Regions from separate parts of the Homo sapiens genome. Here region 1 is linked to region 2. Evidence: chromatin loops called from intact Hi-C (ENCODE). Cell type or tissue: B cell. All regions are shown on one strand. Each heading gives the region's core, and the rest is flanking DNA. Links, peaks and the distances in the headings are about the cores only.

Region 1 (10,933 bases), core at 1,954-9,953, 55 kb after region 2:
GTAATCCCAGCACTTTGGGAGGCAGAGGCAGGTGGATCACCTGAGTCCAGAGTTTGAGACTAGCCTGGCCAACATGGTGAAACCCCATCTCTACTAAAAATACAAAAATTAGCCAGGCATGGTGGCCGGCACCTGTAAATCCCAGCTACTCAGGAGGCTGAGGCAGAAGAATCACTTGAACCCAGGAGGCGAAGGTTGCAGTGAGCCGAGATTTTGCCATTGCACTCCAGTCTGAACCACAAGAGTGAAACTCCATCTAAAACAAAACAAAACAAAACAAAACAAAACAGCATATCTTTATGACATGTAGGCAGGAAAGGATCTTAAAACCTTAAAGAAGGCACAAAATACAAAGAAAGATAATGAAAAAGTTGAGTTAGTTTTAAAATTCAGCTCAATAGAAAGAATCAAATATAAACTTAAAAGACAAACCACGGACTTGAAGAAAGTGTTGCAATACACCTTTTTTTTTTTTTTTTTTTTTTTTTTTTGAGTTTCGCTCTTGTTGCCCAGGCTGGAGTGCAAAGGTGAGATCTCGGCTTACCACAACCTCTGCCTCCTGGGTTCAAGTAATTCTCCTGCCTCAGCCTCCCAAGTAGCTGGGATTATAGGCATGTGCCACTACACCAAGCTAATTTTGTATTTTTAATAGAGATAGGGTTTCTCCATGTTGGTCAGGCTGGTCTCGAACTCCCGACCCCAGGTGACCTGCCCTCCTTGGCCTCCCAAAGTGCTGGGATTACAGCCGTGAGCCACCATGCCTGGCCAATACATCTTATAGATAAAGGATTAATATCCGGAATATTTATATTGATAAACAGTGATAAAAAAAAGGCAAAAGATGAACAAATAATGAGAACAAGGAATTGTCAGGAGGCAAAACTTGAATGGCCAGTGCAGATATGAAAAATGCTCACCCTCATTAGCGTTTGGGGAAGTGTATTTTAAATCCACAAGAATTCTACAACTTACTGACAAACCACTGCTACAGAGTGCAAGTTTGTATGGTCTTTGCAAAAAAACTACTTATTTAAAACAACAACAAAACACACATATACACGTATACCATTCCACATCAATCAGATGGGCATGTGTTATATAACACTAAGCATTGGTGGAGATGTGGGACATGGAAATTCTAGACAAAACTTTGCAGAATGCAGGTGAGGCACGGTGGCTCACGCCTGTAATCCTAGCACTTTGGGAGGCCGAGGTGCAGATCATGAGGTCAGGAGTTTGAGACCAGTCTGGCCAACATAGTGAAATCCCATCTCTACTAAAAAAATACAAAAATTAGCTAGGTGTGGTGGCAAGGGCCTGTAATCCCAGCTACTCAGGAGGCTGAAGCACGAGAATTGCTTGAACCTGGGAGGCGGAAGCTGCAGTGAGCCAAGATCGTGCCACTGTAAAGCCTGGGTGACAGAGCAAGACTTGATCTGAAAACAAAACAAAACAAAACAAAACAAAACAAAACAGACTTTCCAGAATGCTTTCCCAGCCAAGCGTAGTAGCTCACACCTGTAATCCCAGCACTTTGGGAGGCTGAAGCAGGAGGATGGCTTGAGCCCAGGAGTTTGAGACCAGCCTGGGCAACATAGGGAGACTCTATCTCTACAAAAACAACCAAACAAAACAAACCTCAAAAACACCCAGAATGCTACCCCATCTATAAATGTCAATTTAAATAATGTCCCTAGTTTAATTTTAAGACTGCATACAGGGAAAATCTCAATTTCTCAAATGGTGCTTTAAAGCTACTAAGCCATTTTCATAATTTCCAACAAAGCCCAATGACCTATCTCATAAATCAGCTGATTTTTCCAAAAGAACCACAATATTATGCTCTCTAGTAGAAAGTGACCATTTTATCTTTCATCAGAGAACAGACAGAAACTTTAGAGTCACAATTCAAAGTTGTTTTCCTTATACCAAACAGACCAAAAAATAAAAGAGGTGTCTCGGTATTGCAGAAGAGCACATAATAATAATTAAAACATATTAATTGCTACATGAAATGAATAAAAGAAATTGCTTTTGGATGCCCATCCAAACAATACTTTATCCACAGAGCCCGGGTGGTTGCTATGATTTTAATGTATGTGTCCCTCCAAAATTCATATGTTAGAACCTAATACCCAATGTGATAGAATTATGAGGTGGCACCCTTTTGGGAAGTGATTAAGTCATGAGCTCTCCACCATCATGAATGGGATTAGTGCTGTGATAAAAGAGGTTTAAGGGAGCTCCCTAGTTCCTTCATTTTTTCTTTTTCTTTTTTTTTTTTTTTTTTTGAGATGGGGTCTCTGTCTGTTGCCCAAGCTGGAATGCACTGGCGTGATCTCAGCTCCATTCAACCTCCACCTCCCAGGTTGAGGTGATTCTCCTGCCTCAGCCTCCCGAGTAGCTGGGATTACAGGTGCCCAACACCACATCAAGCTAATTTTTGTATTTTTAGTAGAGATGGGGTTTCACCCTGTTGGCCAGGCTGGTCTTGAACTCCTGACCTCAGGTGATCCGCCTGCCTCGGCCTCCCAAAGTGCTGGGATTACAGGCATGAGCCACCATGCCCAGCCCCTAGATCCTTTTGCCCTTCTGCCATGTGGACACAGCAACAAGGTGCCATGTTGGAGGCAGAAACCAAATCCTCACCAGACATCAAATCTGCTAGCACCTTAATCTTAGACCTTCTAGCCCACAGAACTGTGAGCAATAAATTTCTGTTCTTTATAAATTACCCAGTTCCAAATATTTTGTTATAGCAGCACAAATGGACTAAGACAGTGGTCAACAGTACACCTTTAGGAATTGATTCAGAAATGAACGTGAAAGTTGTAAATATAACAAAGTAAAAACTACTAAATGTATCTAAAAACATGCTTCATAAAGTTGTAAATATAACAAAGTAAAAACTACTAAATATATCTAGAAATATCCTTCAAAAAGAAACAGGCACATCCTGCTCTTCCATGCTGAAACGTGCTGGCTGTTGAGGGAAATGGCATTCATATGCAGTTCTGAAATGAGGAACAAGATAAAACCATTTCTATGACTTCCATGGGTTGGTCAATTAGAGTATCTCAATGATATATTCAACTCATGTATATCCTCAGTTAATCACTTCAAGTTAAAAATGGCAGAATATCTAGTGCTGAGGTGATCACATATCTAACTCATTAAGAAGAAAATCTGTGGGCTGGGCACAGTGGCTCACGCTTATAACCCCAGCACTTTGGGAGGCTGAGGTGGGCGGATCATCTGAGGTCAGGAGTTTGAGGCCAGCCTGACCAATATGATGAAACTCTGTCTCTACTAAAAATACAAAAATTAGCCAGGTATGGTGGCATGTGCCTGTAATTCCAGCTACTTGGGAGGCTGAGACAGGAGAATCGCTTGAACCTGGGAGGTGGAGGTTGCAGTGAGCTGAGATCAAGCCATTGCACTCTAGCCTGGGCAACGAGAGTGAAACTCCTTCTCAGAAAAAAAAAAAAAAAAAAGGAAAATCTGTAATGGAAATTATTTGGGCATCAAAATTTATCTCTTTCCCCACACTTAATTTTCTTCACGAGTCAGAGAAAGAAATCAAGGAGGTATTACTCTCTGCATTTTAAGACCACATTCTCATGCTCTAACTGACCATGAAAAATTATTTTTGCAGCTAATTCTCTCAAGTTGTATATATAGTCTGAAATTCAAAATATGGAATCCATGTTTATTTAGCATATCAGCATTGGAGTTGTCTTCCAATGAAAAAAACTCTATAATTTTGGTGTCCATGCCTTATATCAGTGTGGTCCCAAAATGTGATCTCTCTAGGGACTTGTGAGAAATGCAGACTCTTGGGCCTCACCCACACCTACTGGATCAGGAACTCTGGGAGTGAATCCCGGCAATCTCTGTTTATGAAATCTTTCAGGTGATTCTGACCATTGGTCTTTGAAAATATCTAGAATTAATATAGCTGTTCACTGCTAGCTTTCTCACAATGAACTATAATTGTGCAATACAGATATTTTCTTTAGTAGAAATAGAGTTTTGTTGTTGTTGTTGTTGTTGTTTTTGAGACAAAGTCTCGTTTCTGTCACCCAGGCCTGGAGTGCAATGGCACAATCTTGGTTCACTGCAACCTCTGCCTCCCGGGTTCAAGCAATTCTCCTGCCTTGGCCTCCCAAGTAGCTGGGATTACAGGTGCCCACAGCCATGCCTGGCTAATTTTTGTATTTTTAGTAGAGATGGGATTTCACCATATTGGCCAGGCTGGTCTTGAACTCCTGACCTCAGGTGATCCACCCACCTCAGCCTCCCAAAATGCTAGGATTACAGGCGTGAGCCACCATGCCCAACCAATTTTTTAATATTTTAATATGTAAATCAGTGGTCATGGCTACATTACAACAGTGCTCCTCCAACTGTAGTTGTGCATATGAATCCCTGGGAATCTTGTCAAAAATGCAGATCCTGATCTAGTATTTCTGCAGAGGGTGGAGATTCTGCAGGTCTAACAAGCTTCCAGGTGGAGCAGATGCTGCTGGCCCTTGGGCCACACTTTGAGTAGCAGTGAGGCACTAAAAGATATAAAGAAGTCAGATCCTTGAAGCTGCTTGTAATCAATAGGATTGGATTTAAGAGAAGAAGATCAGAGGATATTCCATCCAAGAAAAATGAAATAGCAGGGGGACAAATGTGATTTATGTTTGTAGACGGTAAAATAAAAAAAAGTAGGGATAATGTGCTAAGACTGTGTACTGGAGGAAATGAGAAGGTGTGATATTGTTACAAATGAGCAGTGGAATTGTGTTAATCCAGCCCACTAGGGTTGTTAGATTTCCAAAAGGACTTTGCAGAACACTTTCAAACCATTACATAACTTCAACATTATAACAAGTGACACAATGGGATGCCTATGATGTGTCATCAGTGATCAAATGTGTTCTAAGAGGGAAATAATGAATCACTACTAATAGTTCCTTTTCCAGTTTTTAAATTATTTTATTTTATTTTATTTTTTTGAGATGGAGTCTTGCTCTGTTGCCTGGGCTGGAGTGCAGTGGTGTGATCTTTGCTCACTGCAACCTTCACCTCCTGGGTTTCAAGCAATTCTTCTGCCTCAGTTTCCTGAGTAGCTGGGATTACAGGCATGCACCATCATGCCTGGCTAATTTTTGTACTTTTAGTAAAGACAGGGTTTCACCATCTTGGCCAGGCTGGTCTGGAACTCCTGACCTCAAGTGATCTTCCTGCCTCGGCCTCCCAAAGTGCTGGGATTACAGGCATGAACCACTGTGCCCAGCCTCCAGTTTATTTACTATCAATTTTTTAGAACTGTAACCATATTCACATAGGGAGGAAGTTCAGAGTTAGTAAATCAATTATTTAGAGACATGTCTTCAATTCATTTCCTTATTCATAACCACCTTTTCCTAAATTACAGAGGTTTGGGGAGTAACTTGTGAAAAACAACAACAAAATGCTTTTTATTACTTAAATCTACCAAATTGTCATTGATTTATGTTTGAAGTGGGTTCATTATGGTGGATCACTGGAAAGGCATGCAATATGAGGCTAATTCTTTGTCGTGTGAGACATTTCCACACACGGAGGGAGGTCCAGCATTCCTAGTTCCCATCCATTAAATGCTAGTGTTGCATCCTCTAATCACTGTGAGGGATAAAAAGATCTCTACAAACTTCCAAAACACACTTCAGGATGGGGTAGAACCCTGCTGACCATCACTGTATAAATCATCAACTACACTAGACTAAACTCTAGATTTTAAAGATTTGATGCAATTTCCAAACGTCTGACTTGAAAGCAGACATTTAATATATCAAAGCAATAAATGCTTCACAACTGTCTCCTAATCCAAACTTTCATGCGGAAAGGTCAGGCCCTGGAAAAATTTGACGTATTCACTTGGGGTTTATCACTAAAAACCTCAGGTACATGGGTCACCAATGAACCCTGTAATTTCTTCCCTTACTAACTGGAAATACAGGAACAACAGCCTCTACTCTTCTTGTAACTTGTTTTATCCAAGCATGGGCTTCTCTTACTCTCTTTTCTAAGCACAACCTGAGGACACTTTGTTCAAATCTACTTTGTTTGCAGGATTTGGTAGCATTTCTTATGGAAGGTGGAACCATATTTTGTATCATAATTTTCATGCTTAATTAACCTATCCTGAATGAGGTAATTTCAGGGGACCATCTGTTCAGAGAATAACTGGATGAACACTTCAGAGAAAATACACGAAAAGGGTTATTGATGTGGTAATCAAAACAATGAGACATACAAGAATGTGTTTGGTTAATTTGGAAATTCTCATTCACATGCTTCTTTTACCATAATATCTGTATAAAATTATGTGATGTGTGTGTATCGGGCCTTGTAATTTGCAAAACTACAGTGTTGCCAACAAATCAATAAACTCTGGCTTATTTGTCCATGACAATAAATTTGACCCTGAAACCAATATCTAGATGGATTAGTAGCATCAATAAATTAACTCTTCATAGTTTTAGTAAATTATGAAAAAAAATTCTGATACTAAGTTTCTAGGGTCACAAGATGCTCTTTTAATATAAGCTAAAGCCATGTATTTTTGCAATGCCTGTCATGATCATGCTTCAGTTTATTCCAAACATTAAGGCAAAAGGGTCAAATGTTACTTGTTTGCTGAATCTGATTTTAAGACATCTACCTGTGTACTGTGATATGTAGAATACAATTTGGAAAATGACTACAAAATATTAACAGTGATTGTCTCTGGAAGCTGGTTACATATAATCTTTATTTTGTTCTTTATATTTTTCTGGATTTTTTCTAAACTTTTTTCATTGACGATGTCTTACTTTTATAACCATAATCAGAAAAAAAAAAAAAGTAATGGGCCAGGCACAGTGGCTCAGGCCTGCAATTCCAGCACTTTGGAAAGCCGAGGCAGGTGGATTACTTCAGGTCAGGAGTTCCAGATCATCCTTGCCAACATGGCACAACCTGTCTCTACTAAAAATACAAAAAATTAGCTGGGCATGGTGATGCCTGCCTGTAATTCCAGCTACTCAGCGGGCGGCTGAGGCACGAGAATTACTTGAACCTGGGAGGCAGAGGTTGCAGTGATTTGAGATTGCCCTACTGCACTCCAGCCTGGGCAACAGAGCAAGACTCTGTCTCCAAAAATATATATACAAAAAAAAAAAAAAAATTAGCCAGGCACTGTGGCCAACATAGCAAAACCCCATCTCTACTAAAAATACAAAAAATTAGCTGGGCATGGTGGTGCCTGCCTGTAGTCCCAGCTACTTGGGGCTGAGGTGGGAGGATGGCTTGAGCCCAGGAGGCCGCAGTGAGCTGTTATTGCGCCTCTGCGCTCCAGCCAGGGTGACAGAACCAGACCTCGTTTCAAAACAATTTTTTTTTTAAGTAAAAGTTATTTTTTTAAAAAGTAATGCAGCCTGGCAACATGGCGAAACCCCATCTCTACAAAAAAAATACAAAGATTAGCTGGGCGTGGTGGCAGGCGCCTGTAATCCCAGTTACTCAGGAGGCTGAGGTAGGAGAATTGCTTGAATTGGGAGGCGGAGGTTGCAGTGAGCCGAGACTGCACTACTGCACTCCAGCCTAGGTGACAGAGCGAGAATCCGTCTCAAGAAAAAAAAAAAAAAAAAGAGTAATGCATCACTAGTAGAATGTTGACCAAAGGTTGTTGTTTAAACATATTTTACTGAATGGAAATAAATACCAATCTGTAATAAGAAGTACAGAGAAAATAATGCATTGGAAAAACTAAAACCACAACTATGCCAAGCATTACCTGGGAAAATGGAAATTTCAGATGTTGGGCAAATAAAATATCTTGTAATAAAAACCATACTGGAGTCTTTATTATTTTATTTTATTTTATTTTTTGAGATGGAGTCTCGCTCTGTTGCCCAGGCTGGAGTGCAGTGGCGCAATCTCGGCTCACTGCAAGCTCCGCCTCCCGGCTTCATGCCATTCTCCTGCCTCAGCCTCCCGAGTAGCTGGGACTACAGGCGCCCGCCACTATGCCTGGCTAATTTTTTGTATTTTTAGTAGAGACGAGGTTTCACCGTATTAGCCAGGATGGTTTCGATCTCCTGACCTCGTGATCCACCCGCCTCGACCTCCCAAAGTGCTGGGATTACAGGCGTGAGCCACCACGCCGGCCGCATACTGGAGTCTTTAAACAAATATTTTGCTATTAAGAATTAAGTTTAGGTCGGGTGCGGTGGCTCATGCCTGTAATCCCAGCACTTTGGGAGGCCGAGGCAGGCAGATCATGAGGTCAGGAGATCGTCTTGGCCAACACAGTGAAACCCTGTCTCTACCAAAATAAAAAAAATTATCTGGGCGTGGTGGCAGGTGCCTGTAATCCCAGCTACTTGGGAGGCTGAGGCAGGGGAATCACTTGAACCTGGGAGGCGGAGGTTGCAGTGAGCCAAGATCGCACCACTGCACTCCAGTCTGGTGACAGAGCAAGACTCCGTCTCAAAAAAATAAATAAATAAATAAAAAGAATCAAGTTTAAAATTAATTTCCTTTTTTTTCAAAAGACTTTATGTCATGAAAGCATTTTAAATCTCTGTTTAAAAACCTTATTTAACATTGGTTAGATTATCTTTCAGGTAAGGGTACAATTTTTCTCTTTCGAGCTGTTTCTGAGGAATTCTTTTTGAGGTAGTCGTAAAAACTGTGGGTGAGTGATTGACAATAACCAGGTATCTCCAGGTCTCCATGGGTCTCAGGGGCCAGTAGGTCCACTCTCTGATTTTTACATATGGATGAACTTTCCTACACACATACATTATATAGCAGCAGTTCTCAAAGTGTGATCCTGGGATGCCTAAGCATTCCTGAGAACTTTTGGGGAGGGTCTATGAGCTCAAAATTATTTGTATAATAATGTTAAGGCATTATTTGCCTTTTTTTAACTGTCATTCTTAGAGTAGTGAACCATGGAGTTTTCTGAAGGCTGCATGGTAGGGGATATTGCAAGAGAGAGAATGCAGAAGCAAGTATGAGACTCCAGCTGCCTTCAATTAAACTAAACATTAAAGAGCTTGTAAATCTGGCCACTTTTCTCATTAAACTGTTTTTTGTTTTGATAAATTTAATATTTTTTCATTTTGGTTTTAATTTCTTTCTCGTTCTCTCTTTCTTTTGAAAGCGTCTAACTCTGTCACCCAGGCTGGAGTGCAGTGGTGCAATCACAGCTCACTGCAACCTCAAATTCCTGGGATCAAGCAATCCTCTTGCCTCAGCCTCCCAAGTAACTGAGACTACAAGCGAGAGCAACTGTGCTCAGCTAATTTTTTTTTTTTTTTTTTTTTTTTTTTGAGTCAGAGTCTCGCTCTGTTGCTCAGGTTGGAGTACAATGGCGCAATCTTGGCTCACTGCAACCTCTGCCTCCCGGGTTCAAGTGATTCTCCCTGCCTCAGCCTCCCGAGTAGCTGGGATTACAGGTGCCCACCACCACGCCCGGCTAATTTTTGTATTTTTAGTAGAGACGGGGTTTTGCCATGTTGGCCAGGCTGATCTCAAACTCCTGACCTCAGGTGATCCACCCAGCTCGGCCTCCCAAAGTGCTGGGGTTACAGGTGTGAGCCACTGCACCTGGCCACTCGGCTAATTTTTTTATGGGAGAGACAGGGACTCAATATGTTGCCCAGGTTGGTCTTGAACTCCTAGGCTCAAGTGATCCTAATGCCTTGGCCTATCAAAGTGCTGGGATCACAGGCACGAGCCACCACGCCCAGTTGGTTCTAATTTCTTATGTAGTAGATATCAATAGATACAAGTCACATGAACATAAACTCCTTTGAGGTCCTCAATAAACATTTTTTTTGAGACAGAGTCTTACTCTGTCACCCAGGCTGGAGTGCAGTGGTGCAATCCTGGCTCACTGCAACCTCCGCCTCCCAAGTTCAAGCAATTCTCCTGTCTCAGCCTCCTGAGTAACTGGGATTACAGGTGCACACCACCACACCCAGCTAATTTTTGTATTTTTAATAGAGACAGGGTTTTGCCATGTTGGCCAGGCTGGTCTCAAACTTCTGACCTCAGGTGATCTGCCCACCTCAGCCTCCCAAAGTGCTGGGATTACAGGCATGAGCCACCATGCCCTGCCCTCAATAATTTTTAAGAATGTAAATGGTTCCAAGGAGCAAAACATTTTAGAAGCACTGTTTATTAGTATAATCTCTCTGAAATCAGAAAGCACAGAGGGCTTAATATGTGAACATCATTGTTAGAAATGATTTAGAAATGATCTTCAAGCAGTGTTTTGTTTTGTTCATTGAAGAAACAGACCAGTGTAGAATGGGTACATATTCCTACACCTCTAACCCACCCCAGGTGCACACATGAATGCATAAATTAATTTAGTGGGGGAAATTTACATGCCAGTACATGAGACTCTGCCATGGAAAGAGTGTGTCTTCACTCTCATAAGTGCTGAGAAGCACTAAGCTTTCTTTTGTCATGTTTTTCATGGCTACAGTTATTAGCCTAGACTGTCATAAATGAAATGCTTTGTGCAGGAAATTGCAGTGGTAGAAATAGCAAATTTTGAACCAACACAGACACTAATGTGTGAACAAATTGAGGCTTGATGCTCCCACTAATTGTATCAATACAAAAGAGAGTCATGATTTGAACATGTAGTGGTCTTCATTTTTTCTTCAATGATACAATTCAGGGAGATGACAGAGTAAGTATCTATACTTAGATACATGAATTTCTTACATTTTCATTATGGAAATTTAAAAATATGTATGAAAGTAGAGAGGATAGCACATTAAACTCAATGTGTTTGTTATCAGCTTCAGCAATTACTATTATGTTACCAATATTGTTTCATCTATCCCTCCCACCACCCCTCTTTTTAGATGAAATTTTAAAAACAAATTTCAGACAT
Region 2 (10,933 bases), core at 1,446-9,445:
GCCTAGTTATAATAGAGCAATATTCTTAAGTGTTTTGTTTGGTGTGATGAAAAAGTTTGGAAATAGTGCTAATGGTTGCACAACATCATAAATGTAAGTAGTGGCACTGAATTGTACACTTAAAAACGGTGAAGATGGCAAGTTTTGTTGCATATATTTTACCATAATTTTTATTTTTCACAATTTTTAAAAATTAATAATTTTATATACCAAAACCCATTGAACTATACACTTTAAGTAGATAAATTTTATAATATGTGAGTTATGTCTCAACAAAGCTGTTTTCGCTTTTATTTTTTTGAGACAGAGTCTGGCTCTGTTGCCCAGGCTGGAGTGCAGTGGAGTGATCTTGGATCACTGCAACCTCTGCCTCCCAGGTTCAAGAGATTCTCCCGCCTCAGCCTCCCAAGTAGCTGCTATAACAGGCATGCACCACGCCCAGCTAATTTTTGTGTTTTATTTATTTATTTATTTTGAGTTGGAGTTTTGCTCTTGTTGCCCAGGCTGGAGTGCAATGGTGCAATCTCAGCTCACTGCAACTTCCGCCTCCTGGGTTCAAGCGATTCTCCTGCCTCAGCCTCCCAAGTAGCTGGGATTACAGATGTGCCACTGTGCCCAGCTAATTTTGTATTTTTAGTAGAGATGGGGTTTCTCCACGTAAGTCAGGCTGGTCTCCAACTCCCGACCTCAGGTGATCTGCCCACCTCAGCCTCCCACAGCACCCAGCCTTAATTAATTTTTTTTTTTTTTTTTTTTGAGACGGAGTCTCTTTCTGTCGCCCAGGCTGGAGTGCAGTGGCACGATCTCGGCTCACTGCAAGCTCCGCCTCCCGGGTTCACGCCATTCTCCTGCCTCAGCCTCCCGAGTAGCTGGGACTACAGGTGCCCGCCACCACACCTGGCTAATTTTTTTGTATTTTTAGTAGAGATGGGGTTTCGCCATGTTCTCCAGGATGGTCTCGATCTCCTGATCTTGCGATCTGCCCTGCCTCAGCCTCCCAAAGTGCTGGGATTACAGGTGTGAGCCACCATGTCCAGCCTAATTTTTTTTTTAAGGCTGAATAATAGAATGTTAGGAAAGAGCATGTCAGTTAATGTGATGATCACTGTATATAGAAAATAAGCAAAACTTGCCTTTAGCTGTAATACATGATTATAACATTAAAGTCTATGTGTGGTTGGCAATGCACTGCCCCCAGTGCTCTCTGAGAATCTCCTGATGTGTCCTCAGGAGTGGATGCTTCTCAGCCTTGTTTCTGCTGTGTGGTTCTATCCTATCATATTATCATCGCTCACTGGCCCAGAGGTGACCCCGAGCAAAGAAGGAGCAATTAGCTTCTCTTTTCCAGGAAGTAGACATTTTGATGAAGAAGCGCTTGAGGCAGCACTCTAAGGAGAAGGTCTCTGCATGAGTGCATGCTCACAGAGTTCTCCAGATGTGCCCTGGCTTCTGTCCCCTTGAGGCCTGGTCTCCCACTCTTCCTCGGATTCAGGGTTGCTCTGGTATTCTAGTAGTGCCTCTACCCCCTTGTGTTTTTGTTTTTTGCTTAAGCTGTTTTAGTTTTTAGTCCCTTGTGACCAGAGAATATTTAATTTAATATAATACAGCACAAATATTTAATATGATATTATTTCAGTGCTAACACAGAATTTCTGGCTTATGGTAAAATAAAGATCATACGGTCATCTGCCACTTCCCACTGTCCTTTCTGAAGTACAAGAACTCCAAACAGCTACAGCTGATGTGTTTTTTTTGTTTGTTTGTTTTTTAATTATTACACTTTAAGTTTTAGGGTACATGTGCACAACGTGCACGTTAGTTACATATGTATACATGTGCCATGCTGGTGCGCTGCACCCATTAACTCGTCATTTAGCATTAGGTGTATCTCCTAATGCTATCCCTCCCCCCTCCCCCCACCCCACAACAGTCCCCAGAGTGTGATGTTCCCCTTCCTGTGTCCATGTGTTCTCACTGTTCAATTCCCACCTATGAGTGAGAACATGCGGTGTTTGGTTTTTTGTCCTTGCGATAGTTTACTGAGAATGATGATTTCCAATTTCATTCATGTCCCTACAAAGGACATGAACTCATCATTTTTTATGGCTGCATAGTATTCCATGGTGTATATGTGCCACATTTTCTTAAAGCTGATGTGTTTTAAATTATTTGAAGGTAAGTTAACACAATGTTTTAGAAAATCACTTAAGGACTCTGGGGGAAATATGAGGTCTGTTAACTTAAATGTTTTTTTTTTTTGTCCTGGGTAGTTTTTGTGGGGTTTTTTTGTTTTTTGTTTTTTTGTTTTTAAGTAAAAATACGTTATACTTCCTTTCAGAATTCCATCATCACTTGGGAGATTTCTGCGAATCATCACTAAAGCCATTCACTTTCTCATAACTAAACAAGAATCTTCTTCTGGAGTTAAGTATCAGATATGAATGTTCTCACTGACCTCAGGAAGCAAAAGTCCTAAATCATTATATGGCAGTGAAGGTACAAAAAAAAAAAAAAATCAGCAGGAAATAAAGCGGAACTGCTGCCAACACATACAAGCTGCAGTAGCACCCACAAAATGTGTAGTATCTATTCTAACACATTCATTGGACTGATTACATTGGCTCATAGACTTGGTTAACTCTGGAAGAACATAATAGGTGTTTATTGTTTACTATGGGGATGGGAAACATAATTAAGTCTATAGTCTCCAATTCTTCTCAAGTTCAAATGAAACCAACACTTTTGGTTTTGTCTTAACATTCAGGATGTGTTTCTAATTAAACTGAAATCACAGTAAGCACCTCCACTTTCTTTCTTGGGATCTCTATCATGAAAATTAATTGTGTGATTTTCCCCTCCCACCCAACCCCGCTTCTTCTGGAAAAAGCTATATTTACACTTGCTATACCTGAAAATCCCCATTTGGGGCAGAGTAGGCATTATGGCATTTGTCTGATCTCTGGTGTGCCCAAAAAGAAATCGCCTGAAACTGGGGGCATATTAAGAATGCAAATGGTGATTTGGGTTAGAGTTCCAACCTGTAGCTAACTAGAACATCCTTTCATTGACTTCTACTCTCTCAATTAGTGTTTTGTTTTTTTTTTTGGTTTTTTTTTTTTGAGACGGAGTCTTGCTCTGCCGGCAGGCTGGAGTGATGCAGCACGATCTTGGCTCACTGCAACCTCCGACTTCCTGGTTCAAGTGATTCTCCTGCCTCAGCCTCCCAAGTAGCTGGGATTACAGGCACGTGCCACCACGCCCAGATAATTTTTGTATTTTTAGCAGAGACAGGGTTTCACTATGTTGGCCAGGATTGTCTTGAACTCCTGACCTCGTGATCCGCCTGCCTTGAGCCTCTCAAAGTGCTGGGATTATAGGTGTGAGCCACTGCGCCCGGCCTTTTTTTTTTTTTTTTTTTTTTTTGAGATGGAGTCTCGCTCTGTTGCCCAGGCTGGAGTGCAGTGGCTTGATCTCGGCTCACTGCAACCTCCAACTCCCGAGTTCAAGCAATTATCTTGCCTCAACCTCTCCAGTAGCTGGGATTACATGTGCCTGCCACAGGGTTTCACCATGTTGGACCAGGTTGGTCTCGAACTCCTGGCCTCAGATTATCTGCCCGCCTCGGTCTCCCAAAGTGCTGGGATTACAAGCATGAGTCACTGGGCCTGGCCTAGTGTTCTTTATCACTCAAATAATTGTTAGACGATCTTAAGAGAACTCCTAGTCCTACGTTTTTGTGAGGATGTCTTATAAGACCACACATTTCCTGGTCTAAATGCAAATTTCAAACATCTCTTAGAGGTTTTTTCGTTAAGTTCAGTGAGTGAGTCTTATTGTTACCTACAGGTAGTTGGATAGGCAGGAGCCAGACAGGAGAGGGCTCTCCCCCACCCACTAAGCCTATCAGCAATTACGGCATTGCCTCTCCGAGTGCGATAATTCGGCAGCGCCAGGGAAAAGGCATTTCCTGAGGGTCCACACCTGTTAATATGAAATGTTAATTGAATGCAAGCCTCAGGGAGAAGAAACTTCCTGGGCATGCATATTAAGAGGCAAAAATGGCGAATTATGATCTTCCAGGTAAACTCCACCGGCAAAAGGAAGAAAGCCTCAGATAGGCATGCTTATGACTCCCTAAACACACTGCGCTGTGCTCAATTCCAAAGGGTAAGGAGGGCACTGTGCAGGCGGGCAGCCCACCCTAAGGGAAGAATCATGGGAAAGAGGTGAGCTTATACAAGTCCTAGTATCACCGGGCGCGGTGGTTCATGCCTGTAATCACACCGCTGCACTCCAGCCTGGTGACAGAGGGAGACTCCGTCTCAAAAAAAAAGTCCTAGTATCACAGTTAAATGGGGCACTTGACTCTCCCTTTTTGTTCTTTGGGTCTCTTCCAAGTGTGCTTTCCTTCTTTCCTATTCTAAAGCCGTTTTAAACAAACTTCTATTCCTGCTCCGAAACTTGTCTCGCTCCTTATGCCCTTCAGTAGAATTCTTTCTTCTGAGAAGGCAAGAACCAAAGTTGCTGCGTACCTATACAGATGTAAGGCTGGATAGGTGGCTGGTAACTCAGGGTGGCTCTGATCTCTTCCGCTGGTAACATTATTGTCAGCGGAAACTGACAATTCCCGCCACACTGAGTGAGTCCTCCAGCACCAGAACCCTGACCAATTCACCTTTGCATCCCTAGTGCCTAGCATCATTCCTGCTATTAGGAAGTTCAATAAATATTTATCAAATAAGCATATCATTTATCTTCCCTACTAGACTTTTCTTCTCAGAGAGATTAAGAGCCACGTGGACTTAAACTTTAGATTGGACACAGGTCTGACAAATTAGATGCACAGGGAAAGGACTTAAAACATTTATTTAGGGCCGGGCGCGGTGGCTCACGCCTTTAATCCCAGCACTTTGGGAGGCCGAGGCAGGTGGATCACGAGGTCAGGAGATCGAGACTATCCTGGCCAACACGGTGAAACCCCGTCTCCACTAAAAAAAAAAATACAAAAAATTAGCCGGGCATGGTGGCGGGCGCCTGTAGTCCCAGCTACTTGGGAGGCTGAGGCAGGAGAATGGCGTGAACCCGGGAGGCGGAGCTTGCAGTGAGCCGAGATCGCCCCACTGCACTCCAGCCTGGGCGACAAGGCAAGACTCCATCTCAAAACAAAAAAAAATTTTTTTTATTTAACATATATTTGTCAAATTAAATAAAAAGTAGTATGTTAAGAAAAAACAAAGATATTTCAAATACAGAGTCTACAGTGAAGTTGTGGAGACTGAACAAGGAATATATTTTTTAAAACAACCAGGGTGGGCCTGGTGGCTTATGCCTGTAATTCCGACACTTTGGGTGGCTGAGGTGGGTGGATTGCTTGAGCTCAAGAATTTTGGCAATATAGAAAGACCGCGTATCTATAAAAAATCAAAATAAATTTTAAAAAAGAAAAAAGCCAGGCGCGGTGGCTCAGGCCTGTAATCCCAACACTTTGGGGGGCCAAAGCGGGCAGATCACGAGGTCAGGAGTTCGAGACCAGCCTGGCCAACATGGTGAAACCCCGTCTCTACTAAAGATACAAAAAATTAGCGGAGCGTGGTGGTGCGCACCTGTAATCCCAGGTACTCGGGAGACTGAGGCAGAATTGCTTGTACCCGATAGGCAGAGGTTGCAGTGAGCCAAGACTACACCATTGCACTCCAGCCTGGGCCACAGGGCGAGACTCCGTCTCAAAAAGGAAGAAAGAAAGAACGAATGTAAAGAAAGACTGAAAGAGAAAGAAAGAAAGGAGAGAGGGAGGGAAGAAAGAAAAGAAAGGAAGGAAGGAAGGATGGAAGGAAGGAAGGAAAGAAAGAAAGAAAAAAGAAAGAAAGGAAGAAAGAAAGAAGAAAGAAAGAAAGAAAGAAAGAAAGAAAGAAAGAAAGAAAGAAAGAAAGAAAGAAAAAGGAAGGAAGGAGAGAGGGAGGGAAGAAAGGAAGGAAGGAAGGAAAAAGAAAGAGAAAGAAAGAAGGGAGGGAGGGAGGGAAGAAAGAAAGGGAAGGAAGAAAGGAAGGAGAGAAAGAAAGAAAGAGAAAGAAAAAGAGAGAGAAAGAAAGAAATAAATAAAAAAAGAAAGAGGGAGGGAGAGGGGGAGGGAAGAAAGAAAAGAAAGGAAGGAAGGAGAGAAAGAAAGAAAGAGAAAGAAAAAGAAAGAAAGAAAGAAAGAAAGAAAGAAAGAAAGAAAGAAAGAAAGAAAGAAAGAAGAGAGAGAAAGAAAGAAAGAAAAGAAAAAGAACCACAACCCACTAAAAATCCCTGGGTTTTGTGCTTGGAGCCAAAGAAGTAGCCTTCAATGCAAGCGCCACTGAAGGGAAATCCTGGTGGGCTGGGGATCTGGGGGCGGGCCTCAAGTGAGAAGTAGAACCTACTCTGACTGTGAAGCCTGAGCAAGAGTCAGACACAACGACAAACCAACCACTTCCACCTACACAGGGTTCCTAAATAGTCACCACCCCCACTCTTTTCAGTTGGATGATGAGTCAACTAAAACTCTCATCAAAGCTGCCAGGCTTTTTGCCCCCTGCTGTTTTTAGACCCAAGACGAAATCCTCAAGGTACTGAAGGAGATCAGAATCTGCCACCCCCAAATATGCCACTTCCGCATAAAGATGATTTTGAGCTGATGGCAATTAGGAAGCAGCACATGAAGGAAGAACTCCGTGTCCTCCCACTTTCTGCCTAAAAGCAGGGCATAAAATCCTCCTTCTAAAGGTGTTTTCCTTTTCTATATCAGAGAGAGGAAAATGACTCTTATTTGCATAACAAGGCTTACTAAACGACACTTATCTACTATACATTTCCTGGTCACCTTCCTGCCATTTACCACTTTTAGAAGGCCAAACTCTTTTTCCTCTGTCTGGTCACTTCTCCACCAGTTATTGCTTTTCATTAAAATGGTATATAAGCCCTTGGGTCTAACTACCTCTTTGGGTTTCCACTTTATTTCTGTAAAGTCCCCGTGCACATACAAATGTTAACATTAATAAATGCTATGATTTGAATATTTGTCCCCTCCAAAACTCATGTTGAAATTTAATTTTCAGGCCAGGTGTGGTGGCTCACACCTGTAATCCCAGCACTTTGGGAGGCTGAGGCAGGTGGATCACCTGAGGTCAGGGGTTCAATACCAGCCTGGCCAACATGGTGAAACCCCATCTCTAGTAAAAATACAAAAATTAGCCAGGCATGGTGGTGCACACCTATAATCCCAGCTACTCTGGAGGCTGAGGCAGGAGAATAGCTTGAACCGAGGAGGCAGAGATTGCATGAGCCAAGACCACGCCACTGCACTCCAGCCTGGACGACAGAGGGAGACTCCATCTCAAAAAAATTTAAAAAAGAAAAGAAATTTAATTTTCAACGTGGTAATACTGACAGGTGGGACCTTTAAGAGGTGAATAATGAATTAGTGGGATAGTGTGGTAATGGGACTGGTAGCTTTATAAGAAGAGGAGGATCTGAGCTAGCATGCCCAGCCCCATCACCATGCAATGCCCTACACTGCCTTGTCACTCTGTAGAGAGTCTCCACCAGCAAGAAGGCCCTCACCAAGTGCAGCCCTCTGACCTTGGACTTCTCAGCTTCCATAACTGTAAGAAATATTTTTTGTTGGCGGAGCACGGTGGCTTACGGCTGTAATCCCAGCACTTTGGGAGGCTGAGGCGGGTGGATCACGAGGTCAGGAGTTGGAGACCAGCCTGGCCAATATGGTGAAACTCCATCTCTACTAAAATACAAAAATTAGCTGGGCATGGTGGCACGCACCTGTAGTCCCAGGTGCTTGGGAGGCTGAGGCAGGAGAATTGCTTGAACCCGGGAGGTGGAGGTTGCAGTGAGCCAAGATCGCGCCACCACACTCCAGCCTGGGCAACAAGAGTGAAACTCTGTCTCAAAAACAAAAACAAAAAATAAATATTTTTTGTCTATATATTATCCAGTTTCCAGTGTTCTGCTCTAAGCAACAGAAAACAAAGAGAATAAAGTAACGTATGCCTTTGCTACTGTTAATGTCTTTTGTGAGTTTAATTTGCAGGCCCCAGTTACTAAACCTAAGAGGAAAGGTTTTGTTTCATTTTGTTTTGTTTTTCTCCCTTGCAGCCTAACAAAAAACAAAACAAAACAAAACAAAACAAAAATAAACTTCTCCAATAAAATAGTATGCTTGAAGAAGGAGTTACTTACTGTTTTTGGCCAGTGTTGACTAAAGGGTTAACTCAGCATCTACCCCTTCCAAGGAGTCTGTGTGGGAGGAGAGAGGAGAGGACTGATTACATTCTTTCTCCACACAAGCTTTCACCTATCCTCCTCCTGAAAATAACTCTTTATCTAGAACTTAAGTGGGATAGGGTCTAATGGAATTTCATGTGTGAAATTTTTATTTTTTTAATATGAGAAAAAGAAACAACAAACTAGTGCAGCAAATGCCACTGAATTGTACACTTAAAAAAGGTTAATGGTTCATTTTATTTCTGTGAATTTTACCTCAATAAAAAAATGAATGAAACTACCTTAATTTGGTATCTCTGAAAATCTTTCCTGGTCATGAAATTTATCCATCCTCTTTTGTGTTTGTAAAGGGCTGGATCAAAACTGAAAAGAATTTAGCCCTGTGAAATGGCTTGGACACAAAGTTTGAGGTGTGGTCCCAGCTCTGCTTCATCTTGGGGATCCTTTACTCTCGATATGCCTCCATTTCTATTATGAAATAGCAGATTTGAATATTGGATCTCTTCCAGTTGTAAATTGTTTGATTTAGAATCAAGAGGTGATTTATATCTCTATTGTTATTTTTCAGTAGGGCTCATTTTACATTGCATTATTCTGTAAGCCTAGAGACTGTGATCTGATATAAGCCTTGAAACCCAAGCAAATCATTTTTACTGGTGTCTCCTTACCTAGGTACTCATTCATCCAGAAAAACCAACCAAACAAACAAAAAACAAAAAGGCCAGGCACTGTGGCTCACACCTATAATCCCAGCCCTTTGGGAAGCGGAAGTGGGTGGACGGATCGCCTGAGCTCCAGACCAACCTGGACAACATGACGAAACCCTGTCTCTACGAAATAAACAAAAATTAGCCAAATGCGGTGGTGCATGCCTGTAGCCCCAGGCACTGGGAGGCTGAGAAGTGAGAATTCCTTGAGCCCAGGAGTCTGAGGCTGCAGTGAGCTATGACTGCACCACCGAATTCCAGCCTGGATGACAGAGTGAGACCTGTCTCAAAAAACAAACAAACATAACACAAAATGAAAACAGTAACAATTTAACATATTCCAAGACACAAAACCCAATTCTATCCCCAAGAAATTTGCAGTCTACTGATCATTACATAACTGCAGTGGGCCCTCCCTCTCTGTGAGTTCAGCATTTGTGAATTCAACCAACTAGGGATTGACAATATTTGGAAAATGCTTTGGCATGGTGGCTCATAGCTGTAATCTCAGCATTTTGGGAGGCTGAGGTGAGTGGATGACTTGAGCCCAGGAGTTCAAGACCAGCCTGGGCAACATGGCAAAACCCTGTGTCTATAAAATATACAATAATTAACTAGGAATGGTGGTGCATGCCTGTAGCTCCAGCTGCTCAGCAGGTGAGAATGTGAGCTGGAGTCATAGCCTGAAAAGCCTCATATACACTATTATTCCTACCACGAAGATGAAGAAATCAGGCCTAGCATCAGAAACATGTGGCTCCCTACAATCTTACTTATAAAGAGAAAAATAGAATTATCTTACAGTGGAGAAAACTGGCAAACACATCCTTATCCTGAGATCAAAGTTAAAAATCACCAGATCAGAAGAAATTGACGTCATGTGCTTACTGGATATAATGCACTGAGAATTCTGTGAAGTTTTTGCCAAAAATACCTCCTCTGAATTTAATCATAAGGCTCCAGCCAAACCCAAACTTGAAGGACACTCTAGAAAATAAATGACCAGTATTTTTCAAAAATATTAATGTTGGCCAGGTGTAGTGGCTCATGCCTGTAATCCCAGCACTTTGGGAAGCTAAGGTGGGAGAACTGTTTAAGGCCAGCAGTTGGAGACCAGCCTGAGCAACATAGCAAGACCCCATATCTATTAAAAAAATTAATGTCATGAAAGAAAAAAAAGAAATTGATCGTTTCCAATTAAAGACAACTAAAGAGACATATTCACTGAACACAATACATGATGTAGGATTTCTTTTGCCATAAAGAACATTATTTGGACAACTGGAAAGATCTGAATAAGATCTATTATCAATAATAATATTGTATCAATGATAATTTCCTGACTTTCTGGTTATGTAAGAGAATGTCCTTATCTTTTTTTTTTTTTTTTTTTTTGAGACGGAATCTCGCTCTTTCACCCAGGCTGGAGTGCAGTGGTGCAATCTCGGCTCACTGCAGGCTCCGCCCCCTGGGGTTCACGCCATTCTCCTGCCTCAGCCTCCTGCGTAGCTGGGACTACAGGCGCCCGCTACCTCGCCCAGCTAATTTTTTGTATTTTTAGTAGAGACGGGGTTTCACCGTGTTAGCCAGGATGGTCTCGATCTCCTGACCTCGTGATCCGCCCGCCTCGGCCTTCCAAAGTGCTGGGATTACAAGCGTGAGCCACCGCCCCCGGCTGAGAATGTCTTTATCTTTAGGAAATAGTCACTGAAGTACTAAGGGGTAAAGCCTAAAAAAATTTAAAACGCTGGACATGGTGGCTCACACCTGTATTGGAGTACTTTGGGGGGCCAAGGTGGGAGGATTGCTTGAGGCCAGGAGTTCAAGATTAGCTTAGTCAACATAGCAAGACGCCGACTCTTAAAACAAAAGAAAACAAAACAATTTTTTTTCTTTTTTCTTTTTTTGAGACGGAATCTCGCACTGTCACCCAGGCTGGAGTGCAGTGGCACGATCTCAGCTCACTG

What was found. Peaks named below come from ENCODE experiments on the same cell type or tissue, not always from the same donor. Only the 100,000 strongest peaks of a DNase experiment are listed, where the experiment ranks them.
Region 1: it touches region 2 in a loop (1.8-fold over the local background); 3 of 110 quality-filtered maps call a loop at or near these places.

What each region holds. Positions count from the first base shown.
Region 1 is chr5:126,689,242-126,700,174 of GRCh38, reverse strand. No RefSeq gene overlaps it. Among named protein-coding and RNA genes, the nearest start is that of SPMIP10, 63 kb to the right of the region's middle. In B cell, for the core only: no CTCF peak of the experiment used is centred there; no DNase peak of the experiment used is centred there.
Region 2 is chr5:126,743,827-126,754,759 of GRCh38, reverse strand. It overlaps LMNB1-DT (LMNB1 divergent transcript), which reads left to right. Exons shown (of 4, transcript NR_134485.1): 4 at 2,339-2,797. Among named protein-coding and RNA genes, the nearest start is that of LMNB1-DT, 27 kb to the left of the region's middle. RefSeq lists a silencer at 354-520 and enhancers at 4,547-5,472, 6,605-6,654. In B cell, for the core only: CTCF peaks have their summits at 5,800 and 6,069; a DNase peak (open chromatin) is centred at 6,509; H3K4me3 peaks cover 630 bases; H3K27ac peaks cover 858 bases.